2 separate regions of the Homo sapiens genome follow, and region 2 is linked to region 1. A link is a loop called in an ENCODE intact Hi-C map of the cell type or tissue named here. Cell type or tissue: transverse colon. All regions are shown on one strand. Links, peaks and the distances in the headings refer to the core of each region. The heading gives the core; the rest is flanking DNA.

Evidence for each region. A loop is a pair of places that touch in the nucleus more often than their neighbours do. Peaks named below come from ENCODE experiments on the same cell type or tissue, not always from the same donor. Only the 100,000 strongest peaks of a DNase experiment are listed, where the experiment ranks them.
Region 2: it touches region 1 in a loop (13-fold over the local background); 1 of 110 quality-filtered maps calls a loop at or near these places.

The regions. Positions count from the first base shown.
Region 1 is chr6:106,133,595-106,136,509 of GRCh38, reverse strand. No RefSeq gene overlaps it. Among named protein-coding and RNA genes, the nearest start is that of PRDM1, 49 kb to the right of the region's middle. RefSeq lists enhancers at 1,227-1,726, 649-1,848, 1,727-2,228. In transverse colon, for the core only: no CTCF peak of the experiment used is centred there; a DNase peak (open chromatin) is centred at 1,159; H3K27ac peaks cover 488 bases.
Region 2 is chr6:106,057,684-106,060,598 of GRCh38, reverse strand. It overlaps a transcript of PRDM1 not described here. Among named protein-coding and RNA genes, the nearest start is that of PRDM1, 27 kb to the left of the region's middle. In transverse colon, for the core only: no CTCF peak of the experiment used is centred there; no DNase peak of the experiment used is centred there.

The DNA.
Region 1 (2,915 bases), core at 205-2,704:
CAGGCACATTCGTGGTTCCCAGTGCTGACTCTTCATTTCGGGATGCAGCTAACCCAAGCCATCGTGCCTGTCACTAGAATCCCCACTCGGCAGACCCCTAAAGTTAAGAGCACCAAGGACCCATGGCAGAACTTCAGCACCAGCTCGGCCTGGTGCATGGGAGCAGGGCTGGCCTCGCTCTGGGCGTGTCGTTCCTGTGTGTTTGCTCACTCACTGTGCCCCATACTGGTCCTGGTAAGATGGCTGGGGAGGGGGAGGAGAGGAACACCTCTGACATCCCTGGCCCTTGGAGGGACCTTATGGGAGTGCTTGACCTCTCTGTGCCCTATATGGGTATCTACCTCATATCTCTTTATCTCAAAGCAATGGGATTGTGAGCAATGACAAATAAAAAGAGCTATTTAACAACTAGCAGTTTACGTAATCACAATCATAGCAAAAACAACGATAGTAATAATATGTCCAGGAAAAACAACAGTTCTCTGAAAATTTCAGAGTAGATTCCTGAGGCGGGAATAAGATGCCCCCGTAATCATCTTACTCAAGATGCTTTTTAATAGAAGGTAATAACCAGAAATGAAACCATCAACATAACGTATGCCAGGTCATAAAAAATAATTGTCGGGTCAACCAGGTTTCCCGAAGTAAGGCTTCCCAAGCCTGCTCTTTCCTTGCCAGCTTCAGACTTCATTTTTCACCCCCTGGAAGGGGCGACCTGTTTTCCGGGTTTGGGCTTTTGGAATCAGAGCAGAGAGAGCCCACTAAGCCCCTACATATTGTCTCAACTTCCGGGACTTTGGGAAGCTTTGAACTCCAGGAGTGGGCTGTTTCCTCTGTGGGAGGGAAATGAGTGGGGCAGACCCAGGAGGAACACATTTCTCTCCTGTTTGTTTACCATATGTGTGGCTTCCAAGCAATCTGGTCTGGGCAGGGTAAGTCACTAACATGTCCCTGGTGAGCCCTTGTACGAGACCCCCAGCCCTGCATGACTCGAGGGACTCCATCAGGTCCTGAAGAAGTCGGTCGCGTGGTCACTTTCCAGCCCCACTATCTAGAACTTTCTTTAGAAATTGGCCTGAAAACAAACGTCCCAGCTGTCCGAGCGTGCTACTTGTCCCACTGGCACTGGGAGAACCTGATGAGTCATGCCCTGCCAGGCCCGCACCGTGTGTCATCTTGACAGTTTATGGCCTCACATTTGACCCGCAGTCTCTCTGTCCCCCGGTCAACGCCTCCTGACCCTGGAACTCTACTTTCATTTTAAAAGGCATAATTCTAAAGCATCCTTCCACACTTATCACCTCTGACAGGGAGATTACCCCCAAGCAGCAGAAGGCAAATCTTGTGGTTGCTGGGTGTGATTCGACACTTTACCTGTGTCAGGATCCCTGGCTGAACCGGTGACATTTGGGAAAGATCCCAGGTCTCTGTAAGAAACAGCAGCCTGAGTGTGGTGGCCGTGCCCGGCATTACTCAGAGTCTCTCCGTTGATTCATTTCAGTGATACTGAGAATTGGGGAATCAGGCAGCCACCCTGGTGACATACCTCTTTGTCACATTTAATCACTTAGAATCATCTGACATAATTTAGACTGTTTTACATTGTGTTATTTCAAAGTTTATGAAAGCTGGAGGGTGGACTGGGCCCTCCACGGGGGCCTGGTCACTGGAGAGAGGGCGCTGGGACTCTGACGGCGAGTGGGCTTGTTCATGTCGCATCCTCGTGCCTCCGAAGCCCCTAGTGTCGTGCACTCCTCCCCTAGGGTTGTCCTGTGGCATTCCGTTCCTTTCATCTCTCAGATGAATCTCCCAGTGCGGGTGGCGGCTCCTTCCTTCCTTGGCAAGCCTGTTGAGCCGAAGGGATCGTCTCTGAGGAAGCCCTGCAGTCGTCAGTCCCTCCCCGCCAGGCCAGACCGGGTGGAGCAAATCCCCTCACCTGCCTCATTTCCTCTTCCTCTCCTGGTTCTGCCTGGGCTTGTTGCTTCTCTTCCTTGACTGCCCGGAGTCCTAAGAGCATGACTTAGATGAGTGACATCTTACAGGATCTATGACTCTCAGAACCCTTACAGGACTTTCAATGCTTTCCTTTCCTCTCTCCATCCCAACACTTCCATGGCTGCTGTGGCGCTCGTCTACAAGAAGGGCATTTACCCCACTTAGCAGGCACCAGGAGTGGTGGGGACTGGCCTTTCTCCCTTGTTTTGCTTCCCAGTACTCCAGTCCTGTGGTCACTGCCTCCTTGGGTAGCTGGTCCGTGAGTGTGCCCGGTGAGTGACACACCAGCACCTTCCCAGAGCAGCTCACCCTGTGCTGTCAGCTGTGGCAGCCGAGAGCCCCGTGTGCAGTTCTGCAGCTACTTGCTGAGATGGAAGATACACGCCAGATTTCTAAAACCTGAAACAGTGACAACAAAGAGAATCTCAAATATCCCATAAACAATTTTATTTTAAAAAAAATTGTTTTTTGAGACAGAGTTTCACTCTTGTTGCCCAGGCTGGCGTGCAGTGGTGCGATCTCAGCTCACCAGGTTCAAGCGATTCTCCTGCCCCAGCCTCCCGAGTAGCTGGGATTACAGGTGTGTGCCACCACACCTGGCTAATTTTTGTATTTTTAGCAGAGATGGGGTTTCACCATGTTGGCCAGGCTGGTATCGAACTGCTGACCTCAGGTGATCCACCTGCCTCGGCCCCACAAAGTGCTGGGATTACAGGCATGAGCCACCTCGCCCAGCCCCATTAACAATTTTTATGTGAATTATATGTCAAAATAATAATATTTGGAATACATAGGGTTAACTAAAATATATTTAAAAGACTACTTCACCTGTTTCTTTTTAGTTTTTTGGTTTTTTCTTTTTTTCTTTTTTTTGAGATGGAGTCTTGCTCTGTCGCCCAGGCCGGAGTGCAATGGCCCAG
Region 2 (2,915 bases), core at 222-2,721, 76 kb after region 1:
CCCTTATCACCCAGCTTCAAGTCTATGATCCATCCTTCCTTGTATATAATTTTCTATTATATAGTTCCTCCTCTTTCATTACTTATGCCAATCCCTAGTACTCGAGTGAGTTATCTATGTCTACAGCCTCCACTTCCTCTCATCTCAGTCTCTCCCCAATGCTCTGCAATCAAGCTTTCTCACCCATGATTGCACTAAAATCACCTTTCACACTGCTCACCAGTGACTTCCAAGTTACCAAATGAATGGGCAATTTTCTGTTTTCGGCTTGTTTATCTCTGAGCAGCACTTGACACAATCGTGCTCTCCTTCTTGAGAAAATTCTTCACATGACTTTGGACTATTCCACTCTCCTGTTTTCCTCCTTCCTCACTGGCCACTACATCTAGTGTCCTTTGCTGGATCCTCATTTTCCTTTTTGAAAAGATAGCATGACTTGGAGTTCAACTACTTCATCTAATATTTGAATTTAAATAACTGTCTGGATTGAATACATTAACTACATGCTGACAACTCCTGATTTTCATCTCCAGCCTGGAACACTCCCCTGAGCATCAGATTCCTATAAACAGCTTCCTACTTGCCAACTTTATTTGGACATTTTATGGACATATCAATCTTAATCCAAAACAGAACTGATTCTCTCTTTCCAAAGCTACTCTTCTCCATATCTTCCAATCTCAGTGATTGGCACCTCCATCCACCAAAATCGAACTTAGGAATCATCAGTTATTTATGATTCTCCCTATCTCCGTCCCCACCACCTATATCCAATCCATCAGCAAGTCTTACTTGCTTTATCTTCCAAATATTTGCCAAATCCTCCAAACATATCTCACCATCTCTACCACTCCTATCTTAGCCAAGGCTCTGTCATCATTTGCCTAGACTGTTGAATGAATGAGTCTACTAAGTGATCTTCCTCTTCCCTTCTTGTCCTCTACCATGTATTCTTCATCTACATTCAGAAATCTGTGAAAGCATAAATCACATCATGTCACTCCAATGGTAAAACTTGCCAAGGGCTTTCCATCATCCTCAGAATGAAATTAAAGCTCCTTACTTGCCAAGGTATGCAAACCAGGCCCTTCCATGTTCTACCTATCTCTTGGGTCTCATCTCCTTTCATTCTCCCACTTGTTCTCTAGGCTCCAGACACGGTTTTTGTTTTGTTTGTTTCCTTTTCTATTTCTTTGACAAACAAGCACATTCCCACCTTTGAATTTCTACCACACGTGACACAGATCACTCATTCATTTCATTAGTCTCTACTCAAATGCCACCTCCTCAGAGAGTCTTTTTTGGTCTACAGAGCTCTATCTAAAATAGTGTCCTAGCCTGTTTCTCTATTCCCTTACACTGTTTTATTTCTACTATCATAATCACTCTTTTTTATCTTACCTGAAATTGAATTAATTAATGTGCTTGTTTATTGATTTATCTGTCTCTCCCTCTAGAATGTAACCCCTATTGGGGTTACAGAATAACAGGGGTCTTGTGGTGTTTTGTCTGTGTTGTTTTTACTGCTGTATCTTCAGCACTTAGGACAATGCTTGATACATGTAGGTACTCAAGAAATATTTGTAGGATGAAAAGAATTACTGACTAGATGGATGGCAACTCTGAATGCTATAAATTTAAATTTGGTTCATCGAGTGATCTTTAAGAACCATGAGTTCTTGAACAGGACACTGACATTATGAAGATGAAGTTAAAGAAATATGCTGGTGGCCAGGCGCAGTGGCTCAAGCTTATAATCCCAGCATTTTGAAAAGCTGAGGCAGGCGGATCACCTGAGGTCGGGAGTTCAAGACCAGCCTGACCAACATGGAGAAACCGCCTCTACTAAAAATACAAAATTAGCCTGGCATGGTGGCGCATGCCTGTAATCCCAGATACTCAGGAGGCTGAGGTAGGAGAATCACTTGAACCCAGGAGGCAGAGGTTGCGGTGAGCCGAGATTGCGCCACTGCACTCCATCCTGGGCAACAACAGTGACACTCTATCTTTAAAAAAGAAAGAAAGAAAGAAATATGCTGGCTAGTGGGAATGCCAAAGTGGAAGCACATGGAGGCCAGAATCAATTGTCTTGAGGCTGCAATGGACTGAATGTTTGTGTCCCCCCAAAATTCACATGCTGAACTCCTAAGCCCTCAATATGATATATTAGGAGGCAGGATCTTTGGGAGGTAATGTGGCAATGAGGGTGGAGCTCTTGTGTATGGGATTAGTGCCTTATAAAAGAAATCTCAGAGAGTTCTCTCACTCTGATTGTATCCACATGAGGATACAACAAGTGAGAAGTTGTCTGCAACTTGGAAGAGGGCCTTCACCAGAACCCAACTTGGCTGGACCCTGATCTTGGACTTCTCAGCCTCCAGAACTCTGAGAAATAAACTTCTTTTGTTTACAAGCTGCCCACTCTGTGGTACTTTGTATAGCAGCTCAAACTGACTTAGAGGCTGTCCCAAGAGTCATTTGAGAGTTGAAAATAACTTTTGCCAAATATTGGTGCAGGGTGGTATGTAATGTAAGAATAGGCCAAGGAGGTGAAGAGTTACAAAGCATTTCAAAATTGTAAACCTATACAATCAAGTGGTGCCCCTGCCCAAATGGGAAAGTTAGGAGAAACCGGCACAAATTCACTTGCATCAAGTTCTATCTACTTTTTACAGCAAAAGTTGAATTATGATTTTCAGAATATACCTCTCATTTTCTGTCTTACCTATACTTGTATAATTAAAAAGGAAAATGAATTATCTAAGGTTTAAGGCACATTTTCTGGGAGTAAGAGAGGTATAGGAATAAAAACTGAGTTTCATATAGAGCAAAGACTAAGTGATGATTACATCCAATATCATTTTAAAAGATGATTTATGGTTCTGTTAGGAATCCTCTGTCACTCCAAATGATTT